Linked DNA regions of Homo sapiens: region 1 is linked to region 2. Evidence: chromatin loops called from intact Hi-C (ENCODE). Cell type or tissue: ovary. All regions are shown on one strand. Each heading gives the region's core, and the rest is flanking DNA. Links, peaks and the distances in the headings are about the cores only. Region 1 overlaps MAML3 (mastermind like transcriptional coactivator 3). Region 2 overlaps MAML3 (mastermind like transcriptional coactivator 3).

Evidence for each region. Hi-C counts contacts between places; a loop is a spot of excess contacts. Peaks named below come from ENCODE experiments on the same cell type or tissue, not always from the same donor. Only the 100,000 strongest peaks of a DNase experiment are listed, where the experiment ranks them.
Region 1: a loop joins it to region 2, with 2.0 times the contacts of the local background. A loop is called at or near these places in 5 of 110 quality-filtered maps.

The regions. Positions count from the first base shown.
Region 1 is chr4:139,962,480-139,967,864 of GRCh38, reverse strand. All of the region lies in intron 1 of MAML3 (mastermind like transcriptional coactivator 3), which reads left to right. Among named protein-coding and RNA genes, the nearest start is that of MAML3-AS1, 160 kb to the left of the region's middle. RefSeq lists a silencer at 4,521-4,720. In ovary, for the core only: no CTCF peak of the experiment used is centred there; no DNase peak of the experiment used is centred there; H3K4me3 peaks cover 578 bases; H3K27ac peaks cover 2,592 bases.
Region 2 is chr4:139,902,782-139,908,166 of GRCh38, reverse strand. The region is part of intron 1 of MAML3 (mastermind like transcriptional coactivator 3); the gene reads left to right. Among named protein-coding and RNA genes, the nearest start is that of MAML3-AS1, 220 kb to the left of the region's middle. In ovary, for the core only: no CTCF peak of the experiment used is centred there; no DNase peak of the experiment used is centred there; H3K4me3 peaks cover 294 bases; H3K27ac peaks cover 1,157 bases.

The DNA.
Region 1 (5,385 bases), core at 319-5,318, 60 kb before region 2:
GTCTGTTGGGAAACAGAGGTTGACTTTAAATACAAGTATGGCAAGAAAACAATACAGAGTGAGATCTGAATGCAGCACAGGGCTGGCCAAGAGGCAGGGAGGCTGTTTCCCCTTTGTCCAGGCGTTTGAAAAAATCAGTTCCAAACCTGTGCCAACCAGAATCCAGTCCTGCAGACACTATGATTTTGTAATTTGCTTGCATCTGTGTTTTGCTAAAAGCTTTCAGTTTTAGATGCCCTCAAGAACTCTTCAGGCCTGGCAGGAGAGGCACACTCTCTCTCACCGCCTTATGTATGCAACCTCATGATGGCAGATCTCATTTGGGAAACTGCCGGGGATGAAGAATAGAGTGTGTGTGTGTGTGTGTGTGTGTGTGTGTGTGTGTGTGTGTGTGTCCCTTAAAAAGAAAACTAACAACATTTTTTCCACGTTATTTTTTCAAAAGGGGAGTACTGTAGGCCACAGGGAAATAGGGTAAGATTGTATTTTAATGCCAGCTTGATTCTCAATCCCTTTTCCTTCCCCTGTTTCCCACATGCTACCCACAGGAAGGGCACCAGTGAAGAGACAGAAAGGTGACCTCAGGGAAGAGCTGTGAATTTTGAGGGGGCGACTGCCTTTCATTGAACTCCTATAACTCCTCCTTTTCATCATCTGCTTCTCCTCTTTTTACTTAGCAGTGAGAAATTCCCAAATATTTATGAAGTGACCCTCAGAGAAAAAAAGAGCCTCTCTTTTCCATTGTTGCTGTGTTGATTCTTCTAATATTAGGACTTTTTTCAATTTTGATCCTTACTTTAAGTATAATTAAATTTCTTCACAATTGTTAAAAATGGCATGAATATTCTTTTATTTACCAGAATATATCTATGTGTACATGTATGTCCATGTTCATGTCTATGTCCCTCAGATCTTTATTCTTCATGTCTCTTTTTTAGTTCTTGATGTAGCTTCAGCTTATATCCAGGAGGGCTAGTGCACTTGATTAGTGGGAAGTCAGGAGGGCTGTATCGCAGTCATTCAAGAAGGTCCAGTGTTGTGAACACTTTTTCCTTTCATGATGGGTATTTTTGTCATTCTTAAAGCCTGTTAACCAAAGACTGCTCGTTGATGTAAAAAAAATTTGTTAAAATAATGCTGGACTCCAATTTAGTGACAATAATGTTAGCAATTTTGCTCTGTAACTGATCACTAGCCCACATCTCTGGTTACTGTGAAGATCCGCTGGTAGAGTCATCAGGCATCGGTCAGAAACACGTAAGATAGTAAAAGGCTTTTCTGTGGCTAAGAGATTCATCTACATGAGTGGTAAGCCCATCCTATTAATAATCCTGTCAAACTAGAGACAAACCAAGTGAATGTAAATGCATCTTAGGAAAGGCAAAGGCAGGGACATATTCTGCCTGTTTTACCTTTGATGAGCTGACTTCACCATTTTTCTAACATGAAAAATCCTTGCATGTTTCTAGTTCCTAACATCTGGAGAATGGCAGGGGGTGTACTGTGCCGTGTTCTGCATGTGTTAAAACCTAACGTGTTCATCATAAGTGGGGTGCTCGGTTAAAATGAATTTTAAGAAAAGTTCAAAAAATTGGAAGACTTTAGAAGATTCATTTTCGAAGAGTTAACAGGTACACATGATACATATTTCAAATGGTATGAAAGTGAATACAATGAAAGCAAGCAGGAAGACTTGATTGGAAGCAATTTTTTCTTGGTTTGTTTCAAGCAGTATTTTTTCATGTTGACTGCACTGCCAAAATCATTTGTGTTCAAGGTGGTGGGTGAATGGTGGTGGCTTTTTATTTGCTTGGTTTTGGCTTTTGCTGATGGAAAAAGACACAAGTATAGTTATGATGCAAATGTTTTTCTTCAAGTTAATTATATTACTTGGCCAGATAGTTTTTCACCAGTGCCCTCCCTTCCCCCAATCCTGTGAGCTGTAGCCTTCTGTGCTTTTGTGTTCTTATAAGAACCTCACTGGAGCTGGCAGTGGTGGTGTGTGCTGGTAGTCCCAGCTACACGGGAGGATCCCTTGAGCCCAGGGGTTCTTGGCTATCCAGGACAACATAGCAAGACACTCTTTTCTCTAAAAATAAAATAAAAAAGACCCTCACTGGTAATAAGCAGGTGTACTTGTGACTAAAAATATAAAAAACACAGTTTAATAAAGAATCTCAGATAGATTAAAAATAGAATGAAGAAATGATGTGTTAGAAACAGTTATATATGTTAAGTGTGCATAAAACACACCATTGTTACAACATTTTGGCTACAATTGCAGTTTTCTCATTCTGTTGTCCTTTTTAACATAAGACAGCTTTTTAAAAAATTGAAGCAAAGCAGTTCAGATATAGGAGAGGACATGAAGATATTAAGCTGCCATTCTCAAAGGCAATTGTAGGGAACATTTTAAAACATGGTGATGTTTTAGTATTTTCTGCAGATTGTTATGGCCACAGAGGCTGCCTGAGCCATGCCTAATACTTACGGAAGGGAGAGCTTATAATAGTAGGAAAAAACAAAAATGGAAAGGTTCAACTCTCAAGTTCATACAGAATTCCAAACTTTCAGTATGTTTGTGTCATGAAAATCCAAATGGCTTATAAGATTCTGTGGTAATTACACAGATCATGAGACTGTCATTAAAAAAAAAAAAAAAAACTAGCAGGGAGTTATTTTGGGTTTATAAAAACACTCATGGACTTCTACTTTTCAGTAACAAAGTGAAAGCAATTTAAGAGACAAGCTGTCTTGGAATTGTAGAATACTTTTACCCCTGCTAGATTTTTGTAATTTAATTATTAAAACAACAATGTTTTATGTCTTTGGGGTCACTTGCTGTTATGTACTGGAGCAGACTTGTGATTATGTACATTTCTTCCTAATTTTATATTCGGTAAAGCCAAGTTGGTACTTGAAATTGGCCATGCTGAGAGTATTTACATCATCAAAATTGACCAAAGGTACATACCAAGACTTCTCTTTCTTTTTTTACTTTTCCTGGAGAGCTGGTTGTTAGCTATTTGCCAGCATACCACTGGATTTAAAGCCTAATTGAGTTGCATTAATCAAGATATGGAAGAAATCTAAAATAAGTAGAAGTACATCTCTTGTGTACCAATAAAACAGAAAATAAAATTAAAAATAAATAAATAAATAAAGTAAAAGGACCATTGTTTGGAATTCAAACATTGTATAAAGGAGTAAAAAACCTGGTGGAGAACTAGACATGTGGCATTTGTGGCAGTTACCACAAATTGTAAAAAATATGGTTTTTTTTAATTTTTGTTTTTCTTTATTCTAAAAATAAATGGGACACATGTGCAAAATGTGCAGGTTTATTACATAGGTATACATGGGCCGTGGTGGTTTGCTGCACTTATTGACCCGTCCTCTAAGTTCCCTCCCCTCACCCCCATCCCCCATCAGGCCCTGGTGTGTGTTGTTCCCCTCTTTGTGTCTATGTGTTCTCATTGTTCAACTTCCACTTATGAGTGAGAACCATGTGGTGTTTGGTTTTTTGTTCCTGTGTTGGTTTGCTGAGGATGATGGCTTCCAGCTTCATCCATGCCCCTGCAAAGGACATGATCTCATTCCTTTTTATGGTTGCACAGTATTCCATGTTGTATATGTACCACATGTTCTTTATCCAGTCTATCATTGATGGGCATTTGGGTTGGTTCCATGTCTTTGCTGTTGTAAATAGTGCTGCAATAAACGTATGTGTCTTTATAGTAGAACGATTTATATTCCTTTGGGTATATACCCAGCAATGGGATTGCTGGGTCAAAAGGTATTTTTAAAAATATGTTTTTCAGTGGGTGCGGTGGCTCATGCCTGTAAAAATATGTTTTTCAGTTATTCAAAGTCATTAATGGCCTATCTTACCATTTTGGATGGAGTGAAATGAATCATATTGTTGTCAAGTGAATGTCAGCCATATGGCAGGGTTGTCTCCTGTGGAACATAGCCATCATCATCTCTTAAAATGACAGAGTACCTCTGGGAGGCTCTAAGAGTTGTGTGACATTTCTTCCTTAAACTCAAAATATTACTAGTTCTAGTTGCTAATATTGTACAGATACAGAATTTGAGGTATGAGGAAACATAGAGTCCAAATAATAAATAAAGATCAGATCATTGCTTTTACAATTGTCTCTGATGCCTCCCTATCATGGCTGGGGCACTTTGAACAAGAATAGTTACTTCCATTATTGGGATTCTCTGAGCTAATAGTCTGACCCAAGGTATAATGCCATTTTACCAATGCATTTTGAAAATTTGACACAAGGTATTATTGGCCAAGGAAAATAGAAAGTGAGTATCTGTTTGTTGGCAACTGCTTCATACCGATGTTTCATTGTCGGCCACGTAGACAAGATACCATGGTTCTACTTCTGGCCAGTTGCACTTACTTAATTACTAGTTTTTGTACCCTTGCTACTCAAACTATGGTCTGTGGACCGGTAGCTTTGGCATCAAATAGACGCTTTCTACAAACACAATCTTGGGGACCATTCTAGACCTCCCAAATCAAAATGTGTTATTTCACAAGATCCCTAGGAGATTTGTCTGTGTGTTTGTTTATTTATTTAGTTAGTTAGTTAAGACAAAGGGGTCTCGCTATGTTGCCCAAGCTAGTCTTGAACTCCTGGCCTCAGGCTATCCTCCTGCCTTAGCCTCCTGAATAGCTGGGACTACAGGGATGATCCACTGCACCCAACTTGTATGCACATTAAAGTTTGAGAAACCCTGCCTCACCTCTTCACTAACTTCATTCCCAAAACGATCTGAAGAGCTCTTTCTTCCAGGGATGTTAAAAGAAATGGTGGGTTTAAAACACGGAAAAATAAACTAGAAGTTTGGATGAATGGTTAAAAAAAAAATCAGTTTTATTCATGATTATTGCCGTTCCCTTTACCTGGCTGTAGTCTCCATTACATACTTATTTGCAGTGGTAAAAAAAAGAAGCACCAAGGCATTCCCCCATGTAACAAGAGGGTTAACCTGGAATTTCCAGAGGAACCATATTTTCTAAATGAATTGACTACTTCTAAAAGCTTGCTTTTACATGTTATGCTGCTACAGTTGAAGCCTCACTTTCAACAGCCTCTCTCTCTCATTCCTCTCTTCCTCTCTTTTTCTTGGTTTTTAAAAATTAAAGTTTTAATTTTAGAACAGTTTTAGATTTACAGAGAAGTTGCAAAGATAGCACAGAGAGTTCTCAAATACCCTATCCCTATCTTTCTTGCTTTTTGACCGAAGTTGTATTTCTACTTTTCCTAGATTGGCAGAGTTTCCTGGCTAAGAAAGCAAAGTTACAGCACCTAACACAAATAGTATTTGATTAAGGCTAATTACAGTGCTGTCACATAAAAAGGG
Region 2 (5,385 bases), core at 135-5,134:
ATTATACAATTCTGGGCTGTTAGATCTATAGGGGACTTCAGAGATTTTGTCCAGGGCAAAAATGGCAGCAGAGCATAGTTAACTGAGTTCCAGAGAGGATACAGCTTGGCCATGAGAGACGTGATTCTAGGTCCCAGAGCCCCTCACTCTAAGCTTACAATAGGTCCACCATCCATCTGCTTATTCTAGGTAATACATGCAATGTGGACACCCAGAAAAGGTAGACGGCTTCTATATGTAACCTGGTCCAGTATCTAGTTACCCAAACTGACACGTTCAGACCCTTGATGTCACTTAAGGCCGTTTACTCAAAATCATTCACGGTGAAGAAGAATAGTGCACAGTTGTATAAGTTAGCCAAGTTGTGGTTGCCAGAATGGGATACAACATTGTTGTCTGTGTCAGACAAGTGTTATGCATGAAGGGGAGCATTTTCCAATAGACAGGAGGAAAATTAAAACATGCAACAGCCTACAAATTCCTTTGAAATCAGGAGACTTGTGCATCTTTTGCATCCTCTGCACTCAGCTCAACACCTGACACCCAATGGGCCATCAAAAAGTCACAAATTCTTTTGAATGAGTCATGTAATTTAAACACTTGGTTTTCTGGCATTTTTATAAAAGATAATTGTGATTAGGATTCAAGTGTAATTTTTCTTTCATGTTTACCAAAGTCAAGAAACCTTGGCAGAAGAATGTAATGAATTCTTGTTCTCTGATGTAAAATAAGGATCTTATTTGGTAACTACCTGCCAAGTTCAGAGTTAAGAGTGCCTTCCAGGGTGACTTTGAAAGTAAGTTATTGATTTGTATCCAGAGTCCAAATAGGGACTCTTAGAGCTGGAACAAACCTTGGAGATCATGTAGTCCAACCCTCTCATTTTATAATTGAGGAAACAGAGGTCTGGAAAGGTTAAGTAACTGCTGCCTGATCACATAATTAAGTTTCTTTAGTTACTGTGCTTTGCTGAAATCTGGAAAACACCACATGCATATTTTTGCTTTTCAAGTTCCTGACATTTTCTGTTGTGTACACTCAGGGTATTTTTAAATACTGATAAGCATGTGAATGCAAACCTCATGTAGTCAAATCTGGCAGTGTGGTCAGTCTTCAGTGAAATCTATTACACTGCCTTGCTTGATACCTTTCTGTTCAGCTCTTTTTGATGTGTGGTGTTTAGACAAAAGGTAACAAAATATTCAATGCAGTAAAAATCTTCCTTTCTTTCACATTCACATGACTTCAAAAATATCTCTAAAGTCATCAATTGTTATTACAAAAAAAAAAATTGCTTCTGAACTGAGACCAAGGTGAAAAAACTCTGTCCCAGGGGAGTTTTAGAGAGCTATAACCATGCAAAAGTAGGTAGTTACAGAAAATATTATGCAAACTTAACTGTAGCATTATAATGGAAACTGCATAAATAATATGTGGATGGCTAGGTAAGAAAGATAAAACCATTGAAATACATACTTTTTACTCTACAGTTTTACAGTACGTTTACAATGCACCACAATTTGAACAGAAAGTTGACAAACTCTGAACCTGTTTTAGGCAAAGTGATTTATCGCATGAGGCACTGGGCTGGCGCAAGAATCCTAACCATCATTCCTTGTTCTTCCTCTGAGTTACATTATGGCCCTGGTCTCTATGCCTCGATTTTCCCACTGTACATCTCTCTGCAGTCAAGTGGATTATGGAAAATCATCGTAAAGTGACATTTACTAAGCTGCAGGGAACAAACACTTACTATTCAGAGCCTCCTAAAGTCATGGCAGGCTAACTTTTGCCTCCTCTGAGGTTTTGCTTAGAGTCATCTCTGACTATACTTCTTTGCTAATAGTTAAGGAGTGAATGTGAAGTTTCTTCTGAATTTGGGAGACAAACACTTTTGAAAATATATACATGCTGGGCAGGTGGTATGCACCCATAGTCTCAGCTACTTAGCTACTTAAGAAGCTGAGGCAGAAGGATCACTTGAGCCAGGAAGTTTGAGGCCAACCTGGGCAACATAGTGAGACCCGCCCCCCATCTCAAAATAAGTAAATACATTAATAAAAATAGGAGTATACATATTGTTAAACTCTGAACCAATAGCAGTTGTTGAGTTACTTGCCTCAAGACCAAGTCTGAGCTGTATTGATATGTACGTTAAGGATGGCATTGTCTGTTTGCTTAACCAGCCATGCAAGAATGATATTGGATCATGTAATGGGCTGAGTTGTGTCCTCTCAGATTCATTTGCTGAAGTCCTACTCCCCAGTTTCTCAAAATGTGACAGTATTTGGAGATAGGGTCATTTTAAGTTAAAATGAGGGCATTAGGGTAGGCCCTAACTGAAGATGACTATTATCTATATAAGAAGAGGAAATTTGGACCACAGGAAGATGCCAGGAATGAGTGCTGACAGAGGGAAGACTGTTCAAGGACACAGTGAGAAACTGGCTGCCTGTAAGCCAAGAAGAGAGGCACAGGAGAAACCAACCCTGCAGATACCTTGATCTTGGACTTCCAGCCTCCAGAACTGTAAGAAAATTAATGTATGTTGTTTGAGCCACCCAGTCTGTGGTATTTTGTTATGGCAGCCCTAGAAAACTAATACAGATCACTTCGAATATTTTACCTTTTGTAACCAGCTATAACTGATTTAACTGATTTTTTTTTTTTTTTTTGAGACAGAGTCTTGCTCTGCCGCCCGGGCTGGAGTGCAATGGCATGATCTCGGCTCACAGCAAGCTCTGCCTCCCGGGTTCATGCCATTCTTCTGCTTCAGCCTCCTGAGTAGCTGGGACTACAGATGCCCACCACCACACCCAGCTAATTTTTTTGTATTTTTAGTAGAGACAGGTTTCACCGTGTTAGCCAGGATGGTCTCGATCTCCTGACCTCATGATCCACCCACTTCAGCCTCCCAAAGTGCTGGGATTATAGGCGTGAGCCACTGCGCCCAGCCCTATAACTGATCTTTATCATTACAAAATCAGAAGTTAGCACTAGAAGTGACCATTTTTCCTCCAGTGTCTCCTGAAACCTTCTGGATAAAGTCCAAGCTTCTTACCATGGTACACAGGTCTATACAGCTCTTTCTTCTGCAAGCTTGTTTCTCCACACTTCTGCCCTACACTCTGGCTCAAGCCAGATACAACCACAGTCAGGTGCTACATAATGACATTTCAGTCAACGACAGGCCACATATATGATGGTGGTTCCACAAGATTGTAACGCCACATTTTTCATGTTTTTACTGTACCTTTTCTGTGTTTAGATATGGTTAGATACACAACCAATTACCATTGTGTTACAGTTGCCTATAGTATTCAGTACAGTAACATGCTGTACAGGTTTGTAGCCTAGCAGCAATAGACCCCAGGTGTGTAATAGGATATTAGGCTTGTGTGAATATGATGTTCACACAATGATGAAATCACTTAACACATTTCTTAGAATGAATCTTTGTCATTAAGCAAGTTTTCACTTAAAACCATGCTTCCTTCTCCTCTGACCCAAGGTGGTGCTCTCTCTGCCTGGGCTGTCTTCACCTCACTATGAATGCTTAAGTTCTCGGGTTGTGTGTCAGCCCCAGCAGGAAGCCTTACTTCATCTGGACTGAGTGGCATGTGGTGCTTTGTGCTCCCACAGCGTGGTCGCCTATGCCTACTGCAAACGACACTGTCTTTGCCCATCTGCATTTCTTTCCTCTCCATTCTGAAGGAAAGAGATTGGCTTTTGTTCAGTAGCGTGTCCCTACTTGCTGATACAGAACCCAGCACCCAGTAGATGTTCAGTTAGTTAAATCTAAGCATGAGCAAATTTGTGCAAAATATTCCTTTAAAATATCAATTGAGAGCCAAACCCATCTAAGACACTGAGAGGACAGAGACATGTTCGAACCAAATTATCAGTTTCATTAGTTTGCTAGAGTTGCCAGTACCACACACTGGGTGGCTTCAACAAGAGCAATTTATTCCCTCATAAGGAGGCTAGAAGTCCAAAGTCAAGGTGATGGGATGGTTTCTTCTGAGGCCTTGCAATGGTCTGAATGTTAGTCCTCCAGAATTCATGTGTTGAAACATAATCTCTGCTGTGGTAGTAAGAGGATGGGGCCTTTAGGGAAGTGATGAAGTCATGATGACATCACCCCCATGAATGGATTATTGCCTCCCAAAGGGCTGGAAGGAACTAGCTTAGGCCTTTCCCTTTGCTCTTCTGTGTTTTCACCATGGGAGGACACAGTGTTCCCTTTTGCCTTTCTGTCCCTTCTGCCATGTGAGGATACCTAGATGGTGCCGTCTAATGAGTAATGGCCGTTCACCAACACTGACATTGTGAGTGCCTTGATCTTGGACTTTCCAGCCTCTGGAACTGTGAACAAATACATTTATGTATAAATTACCCAGTCTCAGGTATTTTGTTATAGCAGCACAAACAGACTAAGATTGGCATCTCCCCTTTGCTGGTAGATGGTTATCTTCTTATAAGAACACCAGTCATATCACATTGGCGCCCACTCTAATCACCTCATTTTAACTTAACCTCTGTAAAGACTCTGCTCTAAATGTAGTCACATTCTGAGATACTGGGAGTTAGGACTTCAACGTATGAAGTGGACACAGAATTCAGTCTCTGATCATTAGTCATGAGCACTGGCTTCATAGGTATTTACCACCTTTGTGTATCCCTAGACTGGACGTAGACTGCTACATTGCCGTCCAGAAGGTTATTAGCCGTAAAGATTCTGTAATAAGGGTACATTTTTGTCAAGAAAGGAGCATTTTGTAGTTTGTTGTTTTCAGAGGTTGGAGTAGGCTATTATATTGGGAATTCTACAGCCCCAAGAATAAAGTCCTGGAAGACTGATGTTATGAAATTACTGCAGAATTCATTGCTGAAGCTGGACACAGTGGTTTAAATCTCTAATCTCAGCACTTTGAGAGGCTTAGGTGGGAGGATCGCTTGAGCCAAGGCCTGGGTGACAGAACAAGACGCCATTTCTAAAAATAAAAATTTTTTAAAGAATTCATTGTGAACATTACTGTCTTCACTGGAAATTCCTGTTCTGAAATGGCCAGTACTTGGTTAACCCAGGAAATTCAATGGTCACATGTCCAGTTCCTACCCAGGAGATGAAAACATTGGATCGGAAGGTTTTCTTCCTGTCTTCACTGCTCATTGGACTTTCAGGACTGGAAGAGGTCTGTGGATCACGATGAAGTCTTGTTGTCTTTTAGCTTCAGATTGGACACAGAGGTTTTAGGCTGCCACGTCTTAAAGGGGCACTAAAGGGTCCACCCGGGCTCAGCCTTGGTCACTCCCTGTACATAATTGAAATCGCTGCCCACAGAAGTCAGTGAGGTTGTGCGGAAGAGGCTGTGTAAATGACTC